Linked DNA regions of Homo sapiens: region 2 is linked to region 1. Evidence: chromatin contacts called from ENCODE Hi-C data. All regions are on one chromosome and are shown on one strand. The core of a region is the stretch at or near the end of the contact, and the rest is flanking DNA. Distances in the headings are between cores, read along the strand shown. Region 1 overlaps LOC107985038 (a long non-coding RNA gene). Region 2 holds the start of CCL3L3 (C-C motif chemokine ligand 3 like 3).

Region 1 (6,396 bases), core at 1,841-4,340:
CACAGAGAGGCCAAGTAACATATCATAGATCACAAGGCTTGGAAGTGACGGAGCCTGGATCAATTCCCAGGCAGATTGGCTCCAGCATGCACACTCTTGATGAACCTCACTCTGCTGCTTCTTGTAGTATTTTCTCACCTTGACCACCACCTGGGGAAGTAGCAGGAGATCTGGGGAATCCTGTGAGAGCATTTAGGCTACCTTCCTTTCATGCCAGGGAAGGGACTAGCCCAAGGGGAGCAGTGGCTTGGAGGAATAGAGCTCAGCTCCTCTCCTCCCAGCTCAGACCACTTGCCTATGCTCTCCTCCTCCTCTGCAATGCTGGAAAGATGCCAGCCTGCCAAGGCCTTCACTATGCAGGCTCTGCATAGAGAAGAAGAACCCAAGCCCCTGTACATGGGCTATTGTTCAAGGCATTTTAGTAACATGAAGATAGCAAATTACCCACAATGAACAATTCTGTAGAACAAGGTGTTCCCTGGTCTCCATCTGAGTACCTGTGCGGATGGTATTGTTAGCAGGTATACAGGAGAGGAGCCAAGCTTTGTGAAAGGGAGCTCTTTTGGGTGATTTGTCCTGCCTGTCTTGCTTTTGCTAAATAATGAGGATAGCATGGGCTTTGGAAGGAGGCAGGCGTGAGTTGGAATTCCACCATGTCATTCTGTAGCTGTGTGACCTTGGGTAAATTACCTAACGTCTCTGAGCATCCCATCCAAAAATGGAAATATCACTATTCCATGGAGAATCCTATGAGGATTAAAAGGAGATAATGTATGTAAAGTAGCTTATATAATACCACATTCATTCTGAAAACAAACATATCCGAACCGCCATAAAAACTGGTAACATCATAGAATGTAACTCACTAAAAAGATCCAAGAATCAGGAATTAAAGCAAGAAGAGGATTACACTGTGTTGTTCACTAACCACACACCTGATAGTATGAGAAGTAGTTCTCACTTTACCCTTTCATCAACACTGTGGGTCGGATGACACTGTACCCATTTTACAGATGAAGAGATTAAGGATCATAGAGGGTCAAGATCTTCTGCAGGAATGCTGCTTCTTTGACTCCTTCTGTTCTCAGATCAGTTCAAAGCTCTCAGCTTCACTTGCTAATTTTATACAGAGTTGATTTCCGGCTCTGTTTTATCCTTAGCTTCCGCAATCTGGAAATGTGCTTTGCACTGATAATTTTATCTATTCTGGTACATCAGTCGTTTCCATACAGGTCTCCATGACCCCCCGCACCCACCCCAGTCTTCCTCCTAGCCCAAATGTGGGCCCTGCTCCCCTGTTTCTAGTGTCCTGTTTTATATCCATCCACAGTGGTCCCAGTGACACCTCACACTCTATGTCGCCAAAAGCAACTCGCTCCACCCCAACTCTCCTTTTCCTGGTTCTCTGAGTTTACGCATAGCACCTCTCTTCAGTGACCCAGGAAGGATTTCTTTGGTGTCTCTATTTATTTATTTACTTTTCCCACAATACTCATATTCAGGCAGTACCCTCTCTTCAGCACCCACCCCCCAACCACCATTCCCTATTACCCACCTAATGTTCTGATTAGAATTCTTTTTTTCTGAGAGAGAGAGAGGGTCTTGCACTGTGGTCTAGGCTGGAGTACAGTGGTACAGTCTCAGCTCACTGCAGCCTGAACCTCCCAGGCTAAAGCAATCTTTCCACCTCAGCCTCCCAAGTAGCTAGAACTATAGGCATGCACTACCATGCATGGCTAACTTTTGTATTTTTTGAAAGACGTGGTTTCTCCACATAGCCCAGACTAATCTTGAACTCCGAAACTCAAGCAATCCACCCCCCTCAGCCTCCCAAAGTGCCAGGATTACAGGTATAAGCCATCACGCCTGGCCTGATTCGAATTCTTAAACACAACTTTGAAGGTGGCTCAAAAGTCTTCAGTTACACCCCACTGTTACCTTATAAAGTCCTAACTATAGCTTGCCATTGGAGACACCATGAAATTCCATCTTAATCTATTTCTCCCTCTAATATACGCCATAGCAAAATGGGTAACACTGCTCTCGACAGTATATCTGATGCTCAATTAGTAGTAGTAATAAAGGCTGCCAGTGTCAGAAGCACTTGACATGCAGTGTCTCATTAATTCCTCACCACACCCCTGTGAGTAGACAAGATGTGACAAGATGTGTAGTTGCACAGGGCCCTGTGCTCAGAAGGCTGTGCTCCCATGCCTGGTTTAATGCTCTGCTCTCACTGTGTGGAAATTGTTAAAGCTTTTTCAACTCGGGGCCTCACATTGTCATTCTGTTCAGGGCCCTGCAAACTATGTAGCCAGTCCTGGAAGCAGCTGCTATTATTACCCCCATTTTACAGATGTGAAAACCAAGGCCACACAACTAATGAGCCCAAGACTCTTGTCAATACCCGTATTGTGCCAAGGGTGGCAGACCCACACTCTGGGCTTACTGTGTGCCATCTACTGTGCTCCCTCCCTTCCTCCACATCCCCATGTTGCCAGAGCGAGTGGCATTTCCTGTCCTTGAGGTTAAATGACTTTCTCACAAGTTTGCCTGACTTCAAGCCCAGTGCCCTTCCTGCTACACTGATCCAAATAAAACGGTGCCTGCCCCCCAACCCCCAATTCCAAAGCCAGGCCTGGTGTCTGGCGAGACCTGAACAGGGGGCAGAATCTCTGCGGAGACCTCTAAAAATAAAGCCCGCCTGCAACTGTGTTCTGAGACCTGAAGCTTCCTTCTTCCTCTTAAAAGCTGTTCCCATCTCTGAAAGCAGCTTCTCACCATGGGCTGTGGCTGCTGCTTTTCCCGCACTGCAAGGGAGAAACGGAACAGATTGCAGGAGCAATTAAACCATCACATGGAAAGCCCAGAGAGATTGGGGAGAGGGGAGGAGATGCTGTTTCTTAATGGCCTGCCTCTATATTTAGCCTGAAATACCTCAATCTCTGACCCTTCCAGGGAGCAGGTAGAGGTGAGAGTGAAGTTGGGGGCTTCAGCTCCGTTGGGCTTCTGGGTCAGGAAGCGCCCATCTGCCAGTGTGCGGCCCCATTACCGCCATGCCTTACAGGGACTCACCATATGGCAGGACAGGAAACCCCAATCATCAAACAAGCAGTGAAACCACAGCACAGCCTGTCTAGGTGGAATTTGGCAAGATGACTCAGCAAAGATGTCAAGTCAACAACAGGGAGCTGGCCTGCCCCACAGGATGCCAACTTCCCCAAGGGGACAGGGGGCTTGTGACAGGTGGTGAAGGGTGGTCAGCCTTTAGTTTCAGCCCCAGTTACAGAAGAGCCTCCATTCCTCTCCCTTGCTGCATCCTGAGTCAGACAATGTGTGTGGGGCGGATGGCAGTGAGTTTTAAAAAAACACAGAGGCCCGGGCCCAGTGCTAAAGACAGTAATTGATTCTGGAGTGGGGTTCAGACGTCTGTATTTGCATAAGACTCTCCAGGTAATTACAAGCATGGCCCGTTGAGAAACAACCAGTAGTAAGATTAGGCATAAGATGCATTTGACTTTATATTCTAGTTTTGGTCCCTCGCTTCTTGGGGGACTTTGAAGAAGTGTATGTTTATCTCAGAGCCTCAGTTTCCCCTTCTCTATATGAGTATGAAATTCTCAATTTCTGGTACATAGCCAATGCTCAGTAAATGTTGTGGGCTGACAAAATGAATGAATGAATGGAGGATGTAAGCAAATGAGTAAACACATAACCTAGCACAGACGATGTTGGTTCCTGCAGGCACAAGGATATGGCTGCTTCTCTTGGGCTGGGCTGTCTCACAAGCAGGCTCAGTCACAAGGAATGAAGTAGTCTATCTGCAAGGTGGTCCCAAGTGACATCAGCAGAGGATCTGGGGAACAAGAAAGGGGAAGGCAGGAAGCAATGCAGGGTGCATTAATGAGCCCATTACTATTGTGGACAATTGAGGCTCCGTCCCACTGGGGTCTCTGGGCGACAATGTGAACATGCTGCAGAGTTGTCTCACCCGAGGGACGGGAGCTGTACCTATTCTCCAGCTCCCATCATCAATGACAGAGGGCCATTCCTGGGGGCAGGAACTCCAGGGCACTTCTGCTCTGTCCTGCTTGTGGGCTGAGAAAAAGCCCTGGGGCAGAGAAGTGGAGAGTCCCAGGTGCTTGTTGTAGAATGTCATCGGCAGCTACTGCCATGGTGAGTGCCAAGGGGATACAGGTGAGGCACCAACAGCACCTGCCTCGCTAGGCCTCCGATATGTAACTTTCCACTCTGGGCTAGGGGTCTGGGGGAAGAGGGAAAGGAAAGGCCCACTCATGGTCCAAGCTGTCTTACACCACACAGCTGCCGGTACCATTAGGATCTAGCAATGCAAAGTCTTGTTTATCTCAACGTGCCTATTTCCTCGGCAGTTCTGAGGCTAGCAGTGTTTCTCAGTCTCTGAACTATTGACATTTTGGGCTCATTAATTCTTTGTTGTAGGGAGCTGCTCTGTGGATTGTAGGATGCTAAGCAGCGTCCCTGGCCTCTACCCACTAGATGCCAGTAGCACCTTTCATTATGACAACAAAACTTGTTTCCAGACATTATCAAATGTCCCCTGGGTGGCAAAGTTGCCCCCAGGTGAGAACCAGTGGGGTAGTTGGATACCTTTCCTCATTCTCGAAGCCCAGGCAGCACCCCACTTAAACTTCTGGAGCTGTGGATGCATCTTGACCAGGCCACGCTCTCCTTGGTCTCTGCCTAGTGGGATGCTGCACTTGGAACACATCCCAGAGACAGGCAGTGCCCACACCCAGCTGTGAAACACACTGCTCCCCTGCTGAGCCAAGCCCTGATCTATGGGCAGAGGAAGTTAAGCAGCAGCCGTGGCATCACAGTTGGACTATGGGAACCGCAAAAGACAGGGAAGTTAGGCAGCTTTGGCTCCAGCGGCCTCCACTCCAACCTGGGTCCCAGAGGCCAAGGAGGAGGATTTATCAGACCAGCCCCTAACACAGACCCAGGGAGATTTAAGGCTAACTCAACAAGGAGTTTTTGTGAAGAGTTGTAAGCACTCATTGAGGCTATGCAATTATCCTAAGAAATGCGGTGAGCACACGCAGAGCCAGCAGGGAAAGGTGTCCAGGCTGACTCCAAACTACTTGCTTTCATCATTAACCCTGGTGGCATCTGGTGAAAGGTGGGGGTGAAGTGGGGGCTGAGAAATCTTCCCCCAACAGGCAAGGGGAGATGCTCAGAACAAACCCAGGTGTCTGAGTCACTCGTGCTGACAGCAGATTCATCGCCCTTCAGTCCTGCAAAAGAGGTAGCCAGCCTGCCTTTGCTATACCTATCATCCATCAAATCTGAGAAGCCAAACTTGGGCGTAACAGGGTTGCATTTCTCCTCTGGGCTGCTTCCTCCACTCCCATTTCTTTATGCTTCCCTCCAGGATGCGTGTGCAATGCGCACACCACTCAAAGGGCACACAGTGGCACGCAGTCCTCCAGCAGAAATGATTCACAGCCAAATACAGAAGCCGGCTGAGCACAGAATCCAAAGACAGTGGGGCTCCAAGCCGGCTGTGCTAGCGGCACACCAGCTCTCCTGCCTTCGTTTCCTGGGTTGTCAGTGCAGTAGCCTACCTGGTCAAAACACGATAAAACACCAAGCAGAAGCAGAGAAACCTCTGTTCTCTGGCCTGGCCCCTGCTGCAACCTTCAGAAGGCTTGAGAGAATATTTGGCACCTGGAGAAGAGCAACGGCAAGTCTAAAGGCAACCAGGAGAACATTTCACACATATGCACACACACAAATGCATACACAAACATACGCTCACACACCAGCTCCTGAAAGTGACAGTTTGTGAATCCCTGTCCCTGCCCTCCCATTCATGCATAATGAACATTCCTCTGAAGAGAAGAGAGGTGGGGAAGAAGCAAGGGATGACTTTTGCTGGAATGAACTCTTTGGAAATGCAAGATTGTGTCAGGACATGCCCATATACATGTAAGGACACACAAACACAGAATTAGAACATTTTCTACCTACGAATCTACCTATTTCATCTGTATTTGTGAAAAAAAAATTATAACCCAAAAAGATTAAGAGGCTTTGATAAGATTATACAGAGCTGGGACTCAAACTTGGATCTTCAGACCCAGACCTTGTGATGGATTTAGAACAATCTGCATCCATGATTTAATTGGGAGAGGGACAAGGGATTGAAATTCTTGGCCTGTCTTCCTGTAAATAGAAGCTGTGATTCTGTTGACATTAGTAATAATTCTTCCCCGAGACTGAGAAAAACAACAGAAGTAATAATAATAACCACCAGGCTCAGCGTTCTTACAGTTACTAAGTGCTTTCCCATTTGTAACCTCAGGCGATTTTCCCAACAATGCGGGATGGGGGATTAATGGTATCACCACCTCC
Region 2 (6,205 bases), core at 3,702-6,201, 2.2 Mb after region 1:
GACTTGAAGGGCTGTAATGGCAGAATTTTCTACTCTAAGATAAAGTTAGCATGAGCAGAGACAGGAAGATGAGAGACCTAATGAGGCCAAGGGTCAAATATTCATCACCTCCACATGGGCCAAGATGCAGGCAGAGGTCTCTCACCAGGGACTTGGTGGTAGAGGTGACACTGGTAGTGAGGTCTGTGCTAGAAAGTGCACATCCCTGGCTGGGCGCGGTGGCTCACACCTGTAATCCCAGCACTTTGGGAGGCTGAGGCAGGTGGATCACGAGGTCATGAGTTCAAGACCAGCCTGGCCAACATAGTGAAACCCCGTCTCTACTAAAAATCCAAAAATTTAGCCAGATTTGGTGGCAGGCACCTGTAATCTCAGCTACTTGGGAAGCTGAGGCAGGAGAATCTCTTGAACCCAGGAGGCTGAGGTTGCAGTGAGCCAAGATCACACCATTGCACTCCAGCCCAGGAGACAGTACAAGACTCCATCTCAAAAAAAAAAAAAAAAAGAAAAGAAAAAAGAAAGTGCCTATCCCCAACCCCATTTAAAATGCAAATTCGAGCTTTGTAACTGAAAACATCTCTGCTTCTGGCTACCTGGCCCATGGAATTGATCAGAAGCAAATAGTAGCCTATGGACATTAGAAGGGAGTCACATTGCCAAAGAAACCACAAGACTGGTTCCAAACAGTCGCTGATTACACAATACCTAAGGCAACCTCAGGCTAACTCACACAGACAGGAAGTCAGCAGCCTCCAGAAAGCAGATCCTCCACATTGCACATCTCAGATTGTCCGTGGAGGACATTCCCCCAGGGAGGAGAGCTAGGGACTGCCAGATCAGCTGAACTGCTTAAAAATGCAATTCCCATTCTCCAGTTCCCTAACAGGAGTCTGTGTTTAACTTACTCTGTTTGTTCATAACACTTGTATTTAGGGAATATTGGGCATGATTAAACTTTGTTTAGCTTTGGGTTTCTGGACCTTGTGAAACAATTCAGTGCAGGCAAATATTGTATTCCCCTATATTTTTTTCCTGAAAGTCAATAAAGAAGGAATGATGACACCTTCACTGCATCTATGGGGACAAAAGCTGCTCGTGTGTGTGTGTGTGTGTGTGTGTGTGTGTGTGTGTGTGTAAGAGAGAGACAGAGAACAGCCTTGTCAAAAGGATGTGTTTGTTGCTGTACCCTCATTATACGAAAGCCATCATGGCATCAAAATGCTGTAAGCCAGGCTGAGCTCTATTCTCTCTGCATCAACTCAGAATCCCTACCAGAAAGTGGTTGTGATGGATGGAATATCACCCATCAAAGAACAGGGTAAGATGAGACCAGAGAGGTAAGCTATGCAAGCTAATCAGAAAATAACTCAAAGTTTTAAAAGTGCAGAATATAAAAAGGAAAAACCCTCATTCCTAAAAAAATTTAAAAAAAGCCTCATTTCCTCAAAGAAACGACAGTTAGCTATTTGATGTGTGTCTTTCCAAATATTTGCCTATGTAAATATATGTGTGTATATGGCTTTTAAAAATAAAAACAAAATAATATCCTTTACAGACAGTTTTGTAGCATATGTAGAGAATATATATGCATATACTGAATGTAAATAGATATGCATTTTACCTAGAATATTGAGGACACTTTCCACAGTTATAGATGTGTGCTGCTTTTGTTTACTGACTGCAGAATATTCCATTGATGGACATCTTAATCCTCTACTTATTAATCCCCTACTGATGACTGTTTGCATTTCTTTGCTCTTTACCAACCATACTTGAAAGAATATCCTCATGTCTACATATTCTTATCTTTTGGCAGTGTTTCTATGAAGCAGATTCCTAGAAATGGGATCAGGTCAAATGGGATGTAGGTCACATAGTATGTGCATTTTAATATCTGCTAAGTAGTAGTGTTTAATTATGCTTTAAAGAGTTTGAGCCCTACAATTCTAAACATGTTTGGACACAGAAATTAGATTATTTTAAACAAAATGAAATAAGCATAGCTCATAAAAATTAACACGTTTGGTTTTCACACAAATATTTTGAATTTCCCTTTCTTCTGCAAAAAGGACCCTAGCTTAGTATGCATTTCTTGTACATATAATGCAAGCAATCCATCTATTAAATAACTTACCTTTCAAACCTATAGACAGCATCCTGCTCCACACAGAAGCTGGTTGTCTTTTCATTCTCTAACATTAGCTATTTATTTTGTAGAGTGTAGATTCTAGAGAAATAATGTATAATACACCTGTTGCCATATGCAGAGACTTACCACATTTAGAAAACAGTGGTGAATTCTATTGACAGTGGCTCTCAGTCATTAACATGCTATGGAACACCTCATGAGCTTGATAAAAATATCAGTTCCCAGGTCTACACCTAAAGATCCTGATGTAATTGGCTTAAATAATCACTGCTGAAACACTCTATGTCAACTCAGAATCCTGACAGGAAGTGGTTGCAATGGATAAAGTATCATCTGTTAAAGAATGGGGTAAGATTTGAGTATAGGCGGGTCATACTTTGGGAAATAACTTGGTCAATGGTTAACAGCATAGTCTGTAGTTCAATAAAAGTCCAGTTTTGGAACACAATTGACCGTTTACGTGCTGTGTAACCTCAGCCAAGTTGTCTAACCTTTCTGAGCCCTGGGTTACTTTTCTGTCAAGTGGAGGTATTAATAGTACCTAAGCTGTACTATTGCATTGGTAAGATTAAATGAACAATGTATAAAAAGCACTCAGTAGGAGGAGTAAGCCTCAACAATGTAAATAATTGCTATTAAGAGCTTGATTCATCATGAATATGCCCTACAGAATACTCTGCTTAATGGTGGCCATTCAAGTAGTTAATTCTCCTAGAGCGTGCATATTACGATTTGAGTTATAACATATTCGTAGTTTCAATGTTCCAGAATTTTGTGAAGTGGATAACTCTGTCGCAGCGCTCCCCATCTCTCCCAATTTCCCTCCATTTCACCTCTTCCTAATCTTTGCCTATGATTCCTCTTAACCAGTGATTTTGATTTGCCAGAAAAACAAAACCAAACTCAATACTGGTTTACCGTTTAAAAGAACATCTTTATTATTTCCCCAGGCCGATCACAGCCCTGAACAAAAGCATCTGATACACATTTGTCAGTCTGGTGGCTTTGGTGCCATGACTGCCTACACAGGCCGATGACAGCCACTCGGTTGTCACCAGACACACTGTGAGGGAAGGTGGAGGGGACAGGGGGAACTCTCAGAGCAAACAATCACAAACACACTGTGAAATCAAAAATAAATTATAAAAACTAAATAGTATAAATAAATTAAAATTTAAGTTAAGAAGAGTCCCACAGTGTGGCTGTTTGGCAATAACCAGTCCATAGAAGAGGTAGCTGTGGAGGTCACACGCATGTTCCCAAGGCTCAGGCTCCTGCTCCTCCCCACTGGGCCCACTGAGGTCGCTGGGCCTCGAAGCTTCTGGACCCCTCAGGCACTCAGCTCCAGGTCACTGACGTATTTCTGGACCCACTCCTCACTGGGGTCAGCACAGACCTGCCGGCCTCTCTTGGTTAGGAAGCTGTGGAGAAGGGAGGAAGAGTTAAGCACTGGGGAATCCAGCCGGGGAATCCTGGGCCCACCATGGCCCTGACATCCTGCTCTCTGTCCTGGGCAGCTCAAGGCCTGCTCCTCTCTCAGGGGCCCCCTGCCTATCTCCGTCTAGAGAGCTTCTCTCAGTGACTCCAGGCAAGGGGGCCCTCAGAGTGTCCTGCTGCCTCCTTCTTCCTGTCCCTTTCCTCTGGCCTGGGGCAGCCCTTCCTGACTCTGTAACACCCACCTCACTCCAGCCCCAAGTCAGGTCACACCTCAGTGCCCTGCGTCCTGTATCCCCGATAGGCTCCTGAAGGCTGGGCCTTTCCAGGATGGCCTTCTGGCCTGTTTCTGCCCCCACCCTGACACTCCCTACCTCCCTAGAGGTGAGCAGGAAGACTGGCACTTACATGACACTGGGCTTGGAGCACTGGCTGCTCGTCTCAAAGTAGTCAGCTATGAAATTCTGTGGAATCTGTCGGGAGGTGTAGCTGAAGCAGCAGGCGGTCGGCGTGTCAGCAGCAACTGCGGAGAAAGGAGAGAATAAGCCCGAGTCACAGCTCAGAAGAAAAGGCCAGGCAGCTTCTGATCCCTGAGTGGTTGAGGAGGGCAGGCTTGCTCAGACCAAGTGACTGCAAGGCATTTGGGGGGTTTTGCAGAGAAATGTCTCTTTGTTTCTGTCTATATTCCTCTTTCCCCTTGACTCTTCATAGTGGGTTCTCTGTTTCTCTATGTGATCCAGATACCTGAATGGACTGTTCTCTTAGCTCTCTTCATGGAATTTTGTCGGTTCAAGAAGTCATACCCCAGCCCAAGAGAAGCCCTGGACATCTCTCATAAGACATCCAAGGGACAGGGCTCCTGGGAGACCTAGGGTGAGCTGGAGAGTGAAGAACAGACCCCACTGGGAAGTAAGCAGCCCTGGATTCTGCCTCTTGCAAACTGATTCGTTTTGAACCCTGTTTTTCTATCTGTACAAGGGACTGTAACTCCCCTGCCCCTGCCTAGATTCTCATACCTGGAGACTAGGAGGGCTAAGACCCCTTCTAGAGATAAAAATAAAAGTTGTGAAGAAAAAGACCAAGGTGTTTGGCAGCGCTTTAAGAACTTCCTTCTTTTCTCTTCGGGGCTCTCAGGCCACAAAAAAAGACTGATGTGGTCTAACCATGGCCAGAGAGTGGTGATACCCACAACAACAACATGGACTCACGTGGTGCAGAGAGGACCTGGTTGCAGAGAGCCATGGTGCAGAGGAGGACGGCAAGGGCAGCAGTGGAGACCTGCATGATTGGGAGCAGGTGATGGAATGTGGGCTCGAGTGTCAGCAGAGCCAAGAAGGGACTGACTACTCTTTGCTGCCTGCGTCCTTCTGATGTCTGAAGCCATCTCTCCTCTTTATAGGCAGCCCTGGCGGATGGGGAAATGGAATCTGGGGGTGAGGAGGGAAATTTTTAAGTGTAGTGATGCTGTCATGCTGAGTGTTGCACAACTCAGGGTCCCTGGTGACCACAGGGGCTCAGGATATCCAAGAATAGCATCTCTGAGCTACTCTCTAACTCTCAGCTCTCAACTCATGACTGGTTCTAGCTTCATGGGGTTTCTCCTGTGAGTGTGAAGAGGGGTGTGTGTCAACCCAAGGCTATTCTTAGTTGATCCCTTCTCATAAGAACTGGTCTATGCAGCCAGGCATGGTCGCTCACACCTGTAATCCCAACACTTTGGGAGGCCGAGGCTGCAGATCACCTGAGGTCAGGAGTTTGAGACCAACCTGACCAAGAAAGAGAAACTCCATCTCTACTAAAAATACAAAAGTAGTCAGGCGTGGTGGCACATGCCTGTAATCCCAGCTACTCGGGAGGCTGAGGGCAGGAGAATCGCTTGAACCCAGGAGGTGGGGGCTGTGGTGAGCTGAGATCATGCCATTGCACTCCAGCCTGGGCAACAAAAGTGAAACTCCATCTCAAAAAAAAAAAAAAAAAAGAATTGGTCTATGCATGAACTCTCCAGCCCCATTCCTTCCCACAGAGCTGTAATTCTGCTTCCTCAGCTGCTATAACCACAAGGATAGGGTCAATGGGCTGATGCTGTGGAGGGCTAGACAACCCCCAGTCCTCCCAGAGGAAAGGAACTCAATGAAAGCTGGAGGAATAGAAAGCATGAGGTCACGTTTCAGTCATTTGTCTATTTATTAGTCTCGGAGTGACTGGGGCGCTGTGTTAAACGCTAGTTGTGGATCATAAAAATACTTTAGAGGTGGGTGTCAGTATGTCAGGTGCCTAGAAATATGTGTAGCCATTAACCTAGAAAAAGCATTTCTGGGAAAGAGTTCTGTGGAAACAACCCAAATATGGAGCCATCTTCAAACATAAAGATACCTGACCCAGCATCATTTATAACTCTAAAATAAGCAAAGCTAAATTTTTCTCTATCAGGGAATGATAAATTATCCACAAGATCCTTTATTATTAAGTCTCTAACGTGAATGAAGTGGCATAAATATGCTTATAACATCAGTGGTTAAAAAAAAAGCAAGATAAAACATTATACAAATTCTATAAAATTTGAAGAATTGTATAAAGATATATATATGCCATGCCAACTCTAGGCATGGAAAAAATTAAAAG

What was found. A loop is a pair of places that touch in the nucleus more often than their neighbours do. Pooled maps may share reads with other maps.
Region 2: a loop to region 1 is called in a map with no recorded cell type, with 10 times the contacts of the local background. The contact joins the promoter of CCL3L3 here to the enhancer-like site in region 1. A Hi-C loop is called at or near these places in 2 of 37 single-sample maps with no recorded cell type and 2 of 50 pooled maps.

What each region holds. Positions count from the first base shown.
Region 1 is chr17:33,965,663-33,972,058 of GRCh38, forward strand. All of the region lies in intron 1 of LOC107985038 (a long non-coding RNA gene), which reads right to left. It also overlaps a transcript of ASIC2 not described here. Among named protein-coding and RNA genes, the nearest start is that of LINC01989, 210 kb to the right of the region's middle. RefSeq lists enhancers at 2,412-2,481, 2,502-2,571, 2,582-2,631. Within about 2 kb of position 3,091, at least 2 of the 41 ENCODE cell types and tissues checked have a DNase peak (open chromatin) inside an H3K27ac peak, as active enhancers do.
Region 2 is chr17:36,191,807-36,198,011 of GRCh38, forward strand. It overlaps CCL3L3 (C-C motif chemokine ligand 3 like 3), which reads right to left and starts at 4,952. Exons shown (of 3, transcript NM_001001437.4): 1 at 4,792-4,952; 2 at 3,992-4,106; 3 at 3,063-3,570. The coding sequence starts at 4,867. The coding sequence ends at 3,480. LOC128966706 (a long non-coding RNA gene) reads left to right here and starts at 1,026. Exons shown (of 2, transcript XR_008485584.1): 1 at 1,026-1,337; 2 at 4,324-4,661.